Regions from separate parts of the Mus musculus genome. Here region 2 is linked to region 1. The links are chromatin contacts, found by Hi-C or POLR2A ChIA-PET in ENCODE. All regions are on one chromosome and are shown on one strand. Each heading gives the region's core, a stretch centred on a gene start or an enhancer-like site at or near the end of the contact. The rest is flanking DNA. Distances are from core to core; before and after follow the strand shown.

The links. A loop is a pair of places that touch in the nucleus more often than their neighbours do. ChIA-PET counts read pairs that join two places held with the same protein, here RNA polymerase II (POLR2A).
Region 2: a loop to region 1 is called in a map of heart, with 2.1 times the contacts of the local background. The contact joins the promoter of Large1 here to the enhancer-like site in region 1. A Hi-C loop is called at or near these places in 2 of 37 maps with a recorded cell type or tissue (both heart). POLR2A ChIA-PET finds 5 or more read pairs at or near these places in 3 of 5 experiments (Patski and embryonic stem cell).

What each region holds. Positions count from the first base shown.
Region 1 is chr8:73,309,707-73,315,365 of GRCm38, reverse strand. All of the region lies in intron 1 of Large1 (LARGE xylosyl- and glucuronyltransferase 1), which reads left to right. Among named protein-coding and RNA genes, the nearest start is that of Large1, 41 kb to the left of the region's middle. Within about 2 kb of position 2,150, at least 1 of the 3 ENCODE cell types and tissues checked has a DNase peak (open chromatin) inside an H3K27ac peak, as active enhancers do; it is heart, where a contact is called at or near this core.
Region 2 is chr8:73,350,544-73,356,202 of GRCm38, reverse strand. It overlaps Large1 (LARGE xylosyl- and glucuronyltransferase 1), which reads left to right and starts at 2,663. Exons shown (of 15, transcript NM_010687.2): 1 at 2,663-3,737.

The DNA of each region.
Region 1 (5,659 bases), core at 901-3,400:
CGGGTTGAACAATGTCTGGGAGAGGCCACCTTATAGCCATGAGGAACCAACTATTGCATCTGTAAATCAGGGACAGGCAGATTCCTGGCCCAGAACTGATGGCCACACCTCACATGCCAGAGTTTCCAGCAGACCTCAGCTTCAGTAGGGGCCACAGGAGGCTTCAGAGCAGGAGGGAAGAGGATTCTTCATGGCAGGCTATTTTCTTCTGTTTGCTGATGCCAAATGCTCTGGGGTACTGGCAAGGAATGTCTTCAGTTAAAGCAACCCAAAGTGCTGTGTACTACTCTGTGCCCCCTCAAGTTCCTGGTCCCCTACCTGCTGCAGGATGACTGAGACCGAGTGCTGCTGTGTGGCTTTGGACTTTCAATACATCAGTCCCAGTCACTCAGAGGGCATCCTCCCTCAACTCCAGAGTCCCTTTGGATGGTTGAGGTAACATGTATTCAGGCTGAGGAGCTTTGCTCTCTGTGGTGCGTCCCTCTCTTCCCATAGTTCCCCAGTCAAGGACAGGTGTTGGCTGATATTCTGCATTTTATCCCAGGCCACAGAGTGCTTTGACAACAATTTTGGGATGGAAATCTTTCCGGCCTCTTTGGCCCAGAGATTGCAGGTCCTCATAGAGCTGGGATCAGCTTCCTCTTCTTTCATCAGAGTAATGGGGGTGGGAGTGGGCAGAAAGAAGCTCAGGTATTACAGAAGGCTCCATGCCCCTGGGACTAGAACTTAACTCCCCAAATACCAAATAAGATCTCCTTTCTGGAAGCAGGGATTCTCATAAATGAAGCCAGTATAGTTTATTGCTATGATCCCAGTTACAGAATGCACAGCTTATCCTGTGCTGGCCTCAGGGCATGGTATCAGCATCCTAGTAGAAACTTCCCGGTTTTTTTTTTTTTGTTTTGTTTTTGTTTTTTTTGTTTTTCTTGAACAGCAGAGGAATTGAGTCCTGGATGCTCTGCTTAGCTGTGTGAGTTTGGATAAGATTCTCAACTTCTCTGATCCTGAGCAGAATGGGGATCACTAACTACAGTTTGAACATGTTCAGTTTGTGTTCACTGCTCAGAGTAAAGAAGCACTTACAATAGCCTATTGAGGGTTTGATGTACATTAAACATTCATAAAACTGCAAGACTGTAGATTCCGGAACATTCCAGAGCAGAAGGTGCTTTATTATTCATGGTTTCTAGACAGAGAGATTGAGGTACATGCGGCTAAGTTCCTCCTCCATACTGCCACAGCAGTAGGAAGCTGAGCTAGGATTTGAGCCAAGAGGAACTTGACTTTAGGCTTTCCTGTGTATGGTGGCAGAACCATTTGGGGTTTCCCCAAGATTTCTCAGCTAAAGGGCATGTTTCTATCAAGAAGACTCCCTATTGCAGTTAATATTGATGGTCAACCCAGTGGAATTTTGAATCACCTAGGACATAAACATCTGAGCATGCCTGTGAGGGATTACTATGATTAGCTTAATTGCATTGCAAAGACCCATCCTGAGTGCAGGCAGAGGCATTCTCCAGTTGGCATCCTGAACTGATTAAAGGGTAGGAAGTGAGCTGAGCATTTGTTTACATGTCATTCTGCATCCTGACTATAGACACAGCCACCTCCACCTCATGTACTTATCACCATGCTTTCCTTGCCACTCCCTGGGGCTTTGTGTGGGTGAGGTTCCCTAGCTGAGACCCAGATATTACTACCTTCTACATGCTAGCTTCTCAGCCAGGTCCCCAGGTAGATATGCATCTGTTAGTGCCTTTCCAGCCTAGTGTTCCCTTTGACACTGTTGAGAAAAGTCAACACAAATAAGCCCTACCATGTGACTCTTTTGTCCAGGAAGAGCTCATGCTCACTTATCTAGGCGTGCCTCCATGGAGTGCTGGAGGAGTTAAAAAAAGAAGTACTCGGGCTGATCCAAGTGCTTTTTGTGGACAGGGTAGGAATAATAACACTAAACATGAAGCCAGCAGCAGCGCTCCAGCAGTGTAGATTCTTTCTGCTAGTATCTTGTCCTCTTGGCTGTGAAAGGTGGCCAATTCCCTTTCCTTAAGGGCCTTCATGCTTCCCTGAGCAGCTGGGGCAGAGGTGAGTGGGCCAGTTTTGTTAAAACAGTTTGGCTTTCATGGAAGAGGCTTGTTTTCTTAGTTAGGTCAGTCAGCTCTTGACCCTGCCTCCTTCACTCTGCTCTGGCTCCTCTTCCAGTTTCCAGCGGGAGCTGGGTGAGGACTTTGGATGCTCTCTGCTTAACATCTAGTCCTTACTGAATATCTAGGGTGCTTTCACGGGGGAATTCAGGTTCAAGAACATAAGTGATGCAGTTTGAGGTGGTGGCCATGATAGTGCCAAAGGGGTAGGGCAGCTGCCTTTTATTTTCCCCAGCACTATGTTGAACTCTTAGGTGGAGACTTGGTGAATAATAACCAAGGATAGCATAGATCACATGTCTGCCTTGTGCTGGGCAAGGCACTAAGCCCTCTTTCTGCTCACATGTTCGAAGAGACTGTACGGCTCAAATGCCCACTTAATGAGGTCACTACTGGAGTCAGGGTCAAGTCTAAGGGTGTGTTGCTTATTTCTGCTCTGCCATATAACTGTCATGATGGTCAAGACAGATTTTTGTGTAGGAAAAGATAACGGCTATCTGATTTTATACTTTGCCTTCTAGATCTTCCCCATCTTCTCCTGTGCTTTTGCTTCGTATTTGTTGATCTGGAATTAGAGTGGATTTGCTGGTTCCTGAGGAGTTTAGCTGACACAAAACCAGTAACCATTTCCCGCTGTCTATGAATTCCCTAGCTCTTAACTATTTTTAAAGGTGATCAGCTAATTCCATGTCCTTCATTATAGAGCCAAAAATAAAGCAAAAGCCTGAAGTTCAGTTTATCTACCCCACAAGTATGCTTCGTTCAGCAAATAAAAGCTTGTTTTAGAAAAAAGGAGCAGAGAGAGAAGAAGTGGGGGAGATGATGCTGTATGGGTATGCCATGCCATACTGTATTATTGGCAGTGTTGGAAAAGTTGCAAACGAAAGTTGAGGTTTCCATACCCTGCTCTGAAGCCTTCCCCACTTACCTGTGCTGTACCTGCACATTGGTCCTGACTTTTCAGTTCTGTGTCCCTTTCTGTGTCTTTCCAGAGTGACCAGGGACTGTCACTTGTGTACTTTTCCTGACACATCGTAGGGCTGGCACATCGTAGATGTACTGTAAATGTCAAGGGAATGCAAGATACAGAAAAACATCCTGGGAGATAAGATGCTTTTGCCCAAGTACTTTTTCTAATATCTGTTGTTATATGGACTGGGGCTGAAATTATGGGATGTAAAGAAGCCACTGCAGTTTGATTCAGTTGTTTGTATAACCACAATTATTTTGTGGGGTTACCCAGTGCAGAGTATTCTGTTGGGAAATGGAATAAATACAGAATGGATAAAGAGGCAAAAGGTTTGAAAGCCAACTGCTAGAGAGAGTAAGTCTTCCTCAGTCACTTGTTTCTTGATTTAGGCAGTTATAGCTGAGTAGGAACATAGATTGTGGGTCTGAATTTTAATTCAGATTTTACCATGTATGACCTGCATAACACTTTCCTCTAACATGCCCCAGACTCGGGAGGTTGTTGAGTAAATGTATAAAGCATTCAGGATTACAATTGGTATTGTCTGCTGGTGTTATTTCTGTTAATGAAGACTCAGTTTCCTCATGGAAAACCCAGATGTGTCACATGACATTGTAACAAGGACTGTGAGTCTCCTAGGACTGGACTTAATAGTGCTACAAAAGGGGTGGCTCAGACCCATGGACATTTACTGTCTCACCAGTTAAGAGGCTGGAAGTCTGAAGCCCAGTGAGTTGTCAGGGTCCTTCCTTTTGTCTTCCTGGCCTCCGGTGTCTTAATGCTGTCCTTGGTGCTCATTGGCTAGTGGAAGCATCCCTGACTTCCACTCAACCTTATTTATCCTCATGCTTTCCTCTGTCCCCGCTGTTTTCTTAGACCACCAGCCATGTGAGCCAAGGGTCTACCCTATCTCAGTATACCTCACCTGAATTATATTTTCAGTACCCTGTCCCCAAATAAGGTGACATTCTGGAGTGCTGATGGTTGGCACCGTAACAACTACTTTGGGGATACACATCTGAACTCTTACCTTGGGTGCTGAAAGTCTGAGCACAGAGCTCAGAAGGAGGCAGTAGCAACCATCGCTGGATAAACTGATGTCACTTCATCCTCACCTTTGGCTAGGGGGTGGGGGGAGATGTTTTTCTGAACATGTCTACTCTTAGCTTTGGATGATGTGATGGCTTGCAGGTGAGTGGGCTCCTTGGTCTTCCTGTTTCTGGCATAAAGCGGAAAGAACATTCCCTTTCTCTAACATGACCCAGGAATCCTGAGGTGCTTGTGGCACATGTGAGTCTAGCTGTGGGTCAGGTTGTTACATCTTTCCTTGCCTTACTTGTCTGATGTTTTGTGTCTCTTCATGGGCAAATGATCATGGTAGTTGCTTGCACAGATCGGGGCCCAAGGTGTCAGGAAGGCTCTGAAAAGCATTGTATACATGAGTTGGTTTGGGTTTCCCAAATTCCAGGGTTACTTTGCAGTCAGAATGGAAACATGACTTTCATTCCACTTGGGATGATTTGCTCCAGAGAAGTGTGGAAACAGCCCTAATTTTAGCTCTGCCATACTTAATACCAACCCAGAAAGTGCTATTTTGGGCCAGTGCCCAGGGAATCAGGAACATAAGCTTGCTGAGGGATTAGATCAAGCATAGATTTGCTCAGGGACCACTGGAACTATGGAGAACACTTTTTTGATCTTTAGTGGATCAAAAAAGGTCAGCTCCTGCTAAGCATGAATGTACATGCCTAATCTCAGAACTTGGCAGGATGAGGCAGGAGAATTGCTGTGAGTTGCAGGCCAGCCTGGGCTACACAGTGAGTTCTAGACTAATCTGAACTACAAAGAAAGATATCTGAGGAGATAGCTAGAGAGATAAGCCCTGATCCAAAAGGAGGGGTTGCTTTCCCCTTTAATATGTCTTGTCTAAGTTTTGCTAATTTTGGAGCCAGTTCATGATATTTCATCACATGTCTCTATCTCTGGAATCCTTATTCTGGTCCTGAATTCCTGGCATTTTTTCACAGCCCTGATCATGGTCTGTGAGGTTGACTCATATGCCTTGAAGACCTCATAATTCTGAGGTTGACTCATATGCCTTGAAGACCCAAAAATCATTTGTATGCCTTTGAGAGTCAGCCAGGGTCAATGTCATGTAAGTACTGAGCAATGCTATCCAGTAGACATACATAAAATACATAGTGCAAGGAATTTGACAAACTTGTTGATTTCTGTTTTACCCATCTAAGGGTATGAGGTAGCTAAAATATACATTTTCTTTTTTAAATGGGAAGACTTGATATATGAGAGAAATAGCCTGTGATTCTAATAAAGGCAGTCTATGAAGGCTTTCTGCAAGGGGAGCCCACGACTTGGAGGATGTTGGGTGCAGTGAGATGAGGGAAGATGTGTAAGGAAATGGATTCAGGTCACTTAGGAAATAACCCTGTCTTTTCAGTCTAGCAAGAACCCTGTAGATTTTCGGACAGAGAAAGAACTTCAGATGTCATCTAATTTTGTGTTACTTGAAGCATGATATTTAGCA
Region 2 (5,659 bases), core at 1,414-3,913, 40 kb before region 1:
AGGACCTCCAGTTTCTTAAGATTAATTCTGTATGACCCTAACAAAGAGAGGATAGATGAGAAAGGAGGGAGGATGGATGTGTGGGAGGGAGGGCGAGTACAGCTTTTTCACTGGCAGGTGCAATGTTGGTGTAAGGATAAATAGCAGTTGGTTTATAGGGTACAATACTTTCCTGTTTCTCAGTTCTCAGCGAAATCTGTGCTGACTCTTTAGCAATAACAGATATATCTCCTTCTGTATTTTATTCTGCATTCCTTATACTATCTTATAGCCAAAATCTTTTTATGACATTTGTATCTTGGTTTGTGTCAAGGAGGCATAATTCCTAGGCAATCACCTCCAACTTCAGGATACACACACACACACACACACACACACTCAAACCACAGACTTACATTTGCTTAGACTGTGAAATTTAAGAGCTTAACAGTTCTCGAGAGGAAAAATTTAAAATGAGGGAGAATTACCAGTGGCGTATGGGGGTTATAACAGTTTAACCAACTCCCCACTTAGCCCATTCCTTACATCAGTGGTGTACAACTGTAACCTTGGGTTGATTGAGAGAAGCTTTTTCACATTCAATGAGCTTGTTGACACATGCTATGCAACATCAGGAAATCTGGTAGTAACTATGGCACCTCACTGACCCCAGTGAACATTGCTTCCGCTTTACCCCGCTCATATTTTTCAAGATGTAGACAAAGTACCACTTTTGGGCCATTTTAATGGAGACATTTCTTTCCCACATTCATCATATTTGAGTTTCTGATGTTAATTCAATTATTTCCTCTTTTGCTTGTGAATTCCAAGACTCTCCTTTCCCTTATTAACATGTTAATGTATTGTAATAATGCATTTTTACACCATTGATGAACTGAAGCGAAGCGATAAATAAAAAGAAAGCACACATTACTGCTTCAATTTTACCCAGTTCCAAGGTGGGGGCTGGTGTGGGGGAGGAGGAAGAAAGTAGAAAGGACTGCCGTTCTGCAATAAAATAAAATAAAATAAAATAAAACGATCTCTTTGTTTTCTGGGAGTTCTAGAACAAAGCTGTATGTTAGAGGAAGAACTGAGCTGCCTTCGAGCTAAAAGGCTTGGCATTAAACTTTGACACTTTAATGGCTTTTAGGATATTAGATACTATTTTACCATATAATGTTCTTTTCCGACACAATAATGGCATCAAACCCAGATACGATTTGCTATCCCTGCAACGTTCGTGGTAAGACTTATTCTGGTAGAGATAAGACATCAGGACCCCAGCATCGCAGTTAACTATTCCGAAGCAACCGCTACCTTCGGTTCGCATCCTCCAAGACTTAGGCTCCTACTGATTAGGTAAACAGCGCTGGGAACTGAGGGAGAGCCCCTGCTGGTGGTAAAAGGGGTCCTGGCTTCTAGAGAACGCAGGGAAGCCGAGAGTGTCGAGCAGGTCAAAGGACGGTCCAAGGGTGTAGGTATCAAGGCCAGAGCTGGGGATGAGGGATGGGATCAGAGAGGAGCTGGATCTTCGAATGCGAGATTAGAGTGATGCTCCACCTCGGGTAAGATAGTCAGCTCAGAGTCCCGAGATAGGAAGCCCTTTCTAAGGCATCCCACCTCTCTCCATCCTCCCCAGCCATTAAAAGACAGTGGGTGGGCTGCCGGAGGAGATAAGCGCAGGGGAAGACAGAGATTCAGTGGCTCCTACGGATTGGGGGAGGTGGGGACTCTGGGGGAAGGGGCCCCCAGAAGCCAAGGGACCTAGTTGAGGAAAAAACCCGGAAGCTGGATCGCAGTTTCGGAGCTCCGTCTTCCAGTGGGAGTAGACCGTCCGCTCTGGTCCTCTTTCTCACCCAGGCTCTGCTTCAGCCTCAAGGGAGGGTATTCTCCCAAGGGACATCCCATCCCCTTTACTATAACCAAATCTTTCCGCTCCTTCCGCAGTCCGGGCGGACTCTCCGCATCCTCACCTTCCTCATCAACATCCGGAGGCTTAGATGTCCCTTTAGTGGACGTTGAAAGCGGGGCTCTGAGCAAGAGTAAAATTAGAAAGGAGGTGCATCTATGCGTGTATATATGGACACAAAAATGTAGTTTCCTCTGGTGAGGGGGACCAGAGTCTTGCACAGGATTCTTGGATCCAGAATCCAAGCAAGATGATGTCAAACCGCTCAAATCGGGCCTCTTCACAGCTCTGGCTGCCCCATGACCGGTCAACCTAGGGGAGAGCCGCGTTCCCAACCGAAGGAAAAGCAGGGTAAACTTCCTACTTCCCCCCAAACCGTTATTTTGTAAAAGGAGTGGCACGGTGACCCACCCTGCTCGCAAACCGGAAGCAACAATTGCGAACTCAACCCGCCTCTCTTCACTCTCTTTCATCCAAATCTGGGGTAGCCGGAGTCCGGGAAAGAAGGGCGGGGAGCTCCAGCTAGCACCCTTTTCCCGAGACCCGGCCCGGGCTCCGGGCTCCGGGTGTTTCATCCGCCTGCGTTCCAATGAACCAAGGAGCGGAGGGAGGCGCTTGGTCGTAGGCGTAGCCTAGGCAGGGCGGGCACTAGAGACGCACATTCCTGGCGCTACCCATTGGCTGTCCATGCGATCACGGGGAGGAGGCGTGGCCCCGAGGCGGGCTCCGGTCCCGCCCCCGCTCGGAACCCAGCCCAGGATCGCGGTCCTTCCCCCTCGCCCCCCAGCTGCACAGACATGACACAGACACACAGTCACTGCAGCTGCCGAACGAGCCCGACGCTCTAAGCACGCGGCGGCGGCTGGACTAGCCTGGAGCTCCAACACCAGCGCCCGCCAGCGCGCTCCCACGCCGGTCCCCGCACAGCGATTCTCTCCCGGCCCCGCGCGGGAAGCGGGGATCGCGCGCCTGTCCGTTCGCGGCTCCAGGCTGCCCACAGCGTCTGCAGCGGACGAGCGGCTCCAAACCTGAGCGCTCCGGGAAGCCGGCGCGTCTCCAAGGTGGCGGCGGGGGCTGCCCGCCCGGGCTCCCCGCACCCATCGGGCTGCGTCCCGCTCGCGGCGCCCCGGCGGCCGTGACCTTCCAAGGAGCATCTATCCCGGCCCCGCGCCCCCGGTCCCGCGCCCCAGGCCCGGGCGAGGCCCTCTTCAGCGCCCGCTTCTCGCGGAGCCGCGGGCGGGCGGCGCAGGCCCGGGGGGTGGGGGGGAGGGTCACCGCAAGCAGCTACGGTCGGTCCCAGTGCTCGTTCGCCACGCTGGTCTCTCGGTCCGGCTGAGCTGCCTCCAGCCTCCTGCCTCCTGCCTCGCCTCTTCTCCGTGGCTGGGGCTGCCGGTGTACTTGCCTGGCCGGGCCGGTTGCGGGCAGGCCCTGCCCTGAAGGGGTTAAGCGGTCAGGGGCGCGGAAGGTGAAGCCGGCAGAGCTGCGGCTCCCCGTTTCTTCCTGGCGCTGGTTTCCCGGATCCAACCCAGGGCGGCCCCCAGGCCCTTGCCCATGCGAGGCGCCCAGGGCTTGGAAGAGTCCTTCTGGCGTAGAGCAGCTCTCGGCAGCCGCCTCGGAGGAGGAGAAAGAAGGGAGAGTGCTCAGTCCCGGCAAGGCGGACCTTTCCTATTGATATTTGGAGCCCAAGGCTGTCCCGAAGTCTGTGCTTGGCACCGTCGGTCGGTCGGGTTAGAACAGCTCCAGCTGGGATCTCCACCAGGACCCACTGCACTTAGTAGGCGTCAGTGGCACCACGCGGTTCAGCTCTTTCGGAGTGTACCTCTGCCTGGATGTAGTCAAGGCCAAGGTAAGAGCCCTGATGTGCGAGAGAACCATCGTGGGAACGCTTTAGTGAGCAATGCTGGACAACTTATCCAAACCTGTGGCTGGTACCCGGTGTGCTTAGGATGCTAGTAAAAAGGATGGGCACACCGTTTCTGACTTGGCTTTGAGTCCCGGAAAAGCAGGAGGTGGAAGACCCCAATCTCTAGTGTCCCCAGGATCTGTCTCAGGGCCTGACATGCTCTTAGGTGTACAAGATATTGATAGGCAAGAGCGAGTTGGTGTGTGTGTGTAGGGGGCAGGTTCTTAGTAACACCTGGAGGTATTGTTTTCCCGCCACCCTGGGACCCTTCCTGCTTTTCTTCGACGTTCACCTGCCTTTTATGATGGGATGCCCAGAGAACTTTCCAATAGGTTGAAAAGAGGCCGGGTTGGGTGTATGCATCCACATTTTCCAAAAGCTCTTTAGGATAAAGTGGTTGGATGGCATGGATACCCGTGAGGGGGAGTCCCAACCAACATACCTGGTCTGTCCTGTTACACTAAACTTCTTGTAGTCATCAGTGTCTACTCAGAGCTTCCTGTAAATGTCATTGCTTCTGGAGGTTGGAATGATAAGTATGTTTATCATGAAGTTATACTGTTCATCGCCTTGAAATGCCCCCGCTCTGTAAGGATAGTTCTTTCTATAAGCTGTCTTTACCAGTGTGAGATTTATTAAACCTGTGCACTTCTGGACTTTAAATGGGTCACTTGAGAGGGAACAGATTGTCTTTTGCTGACCCAGTCCATCTCCTGGGTGACCCTTTTTAATAGGGATGCACTGGTTTGGGTTTTGTTTTTTGTTTTTTTGTTTTCCCTGTTCCAGTGCTGATGTACCTCAGTTGAGTAGGTTTCTGCTGAATTCTGAATCTGTGAATTTTGTCACTCAGTCCATTAAAATGATATCCCGAGGGAGCAAAAGAGCAGCTTACATTTTCTGTGAATGTCACAGGAAGTTTACTGAGTCTTATGTAAGTGTCTCAAAAGAGAACTCATACTCTTTCTTCCTTTAGGGCGACAGAGGGAGGTTGGAGGGAGTGGCACGCCACCCTTTCTGACACAGGCGGGCACCCAAAGTGCTTTCTTATGAGTGGAGGCAGGCATCTGAGGCTGATGTTTCTTTTTGCCTCTCCTGCCTTCCCACCTCAGGATTCACTTTGATAGACTCCAGATTGGGAATGATATAAATTAGGAAAAGAACAGTGGTGATTTCTTTTCTCGTCTCTCACAAATGGTTGATATGAATCAATTACTCATCTGTGTGTTGGGACCTTACTGGAGCAGGAAAAAAAAAAAAAAAAAAAAAAGCAGACTAAGAGAAAACTTCCATGAAGGTTTCACACATCTCTTGGGTATTTTCAAAGAGTGCTTTTCCTTATTGAAAATTGCTTGAGGAGAACGCACATTTATGGAGCTGGGGTCTGTTAATTTCAGAACGGAAAGTGAACTGAAGGAAGGATCTGCACAGAAGGGCAGAAGCTATGAGGATTTAGATGTTAGTGGATTTGCCAAAGAAAGGAGGCGAACTCCCGTAGGAGAACAGGGAGGCTTCTAAAGAAGACATTCCCACCAGTGTGGGTGAGCACAGGCTGCCTGCAAGTGTGGGCTCCCAGTGCTTCAAGAAATGGTCTGAATTGTGGACTAATATATTTTGATGTGAAAGGATATAGATTCTTTTGACTTTTAAGTTGAAACTGGATGAGCTTTAGAAATAAAATCAAAGGTTTTTATCCTCTCATAAGTTATGAGAATACTTCTTGTCTAGGTCACCAAGGTTTTTCTAGGATCTGTGTTCCTGAGCTGTTCTTTAAAGTCAGTGCTGGAAGGCAAGAGTCTGCTTTTCCCAGTGTCTCTCTCCATCCTTCAGCCGCCTACAGGACACTAGGGGGAATTGTTTTCTATTCT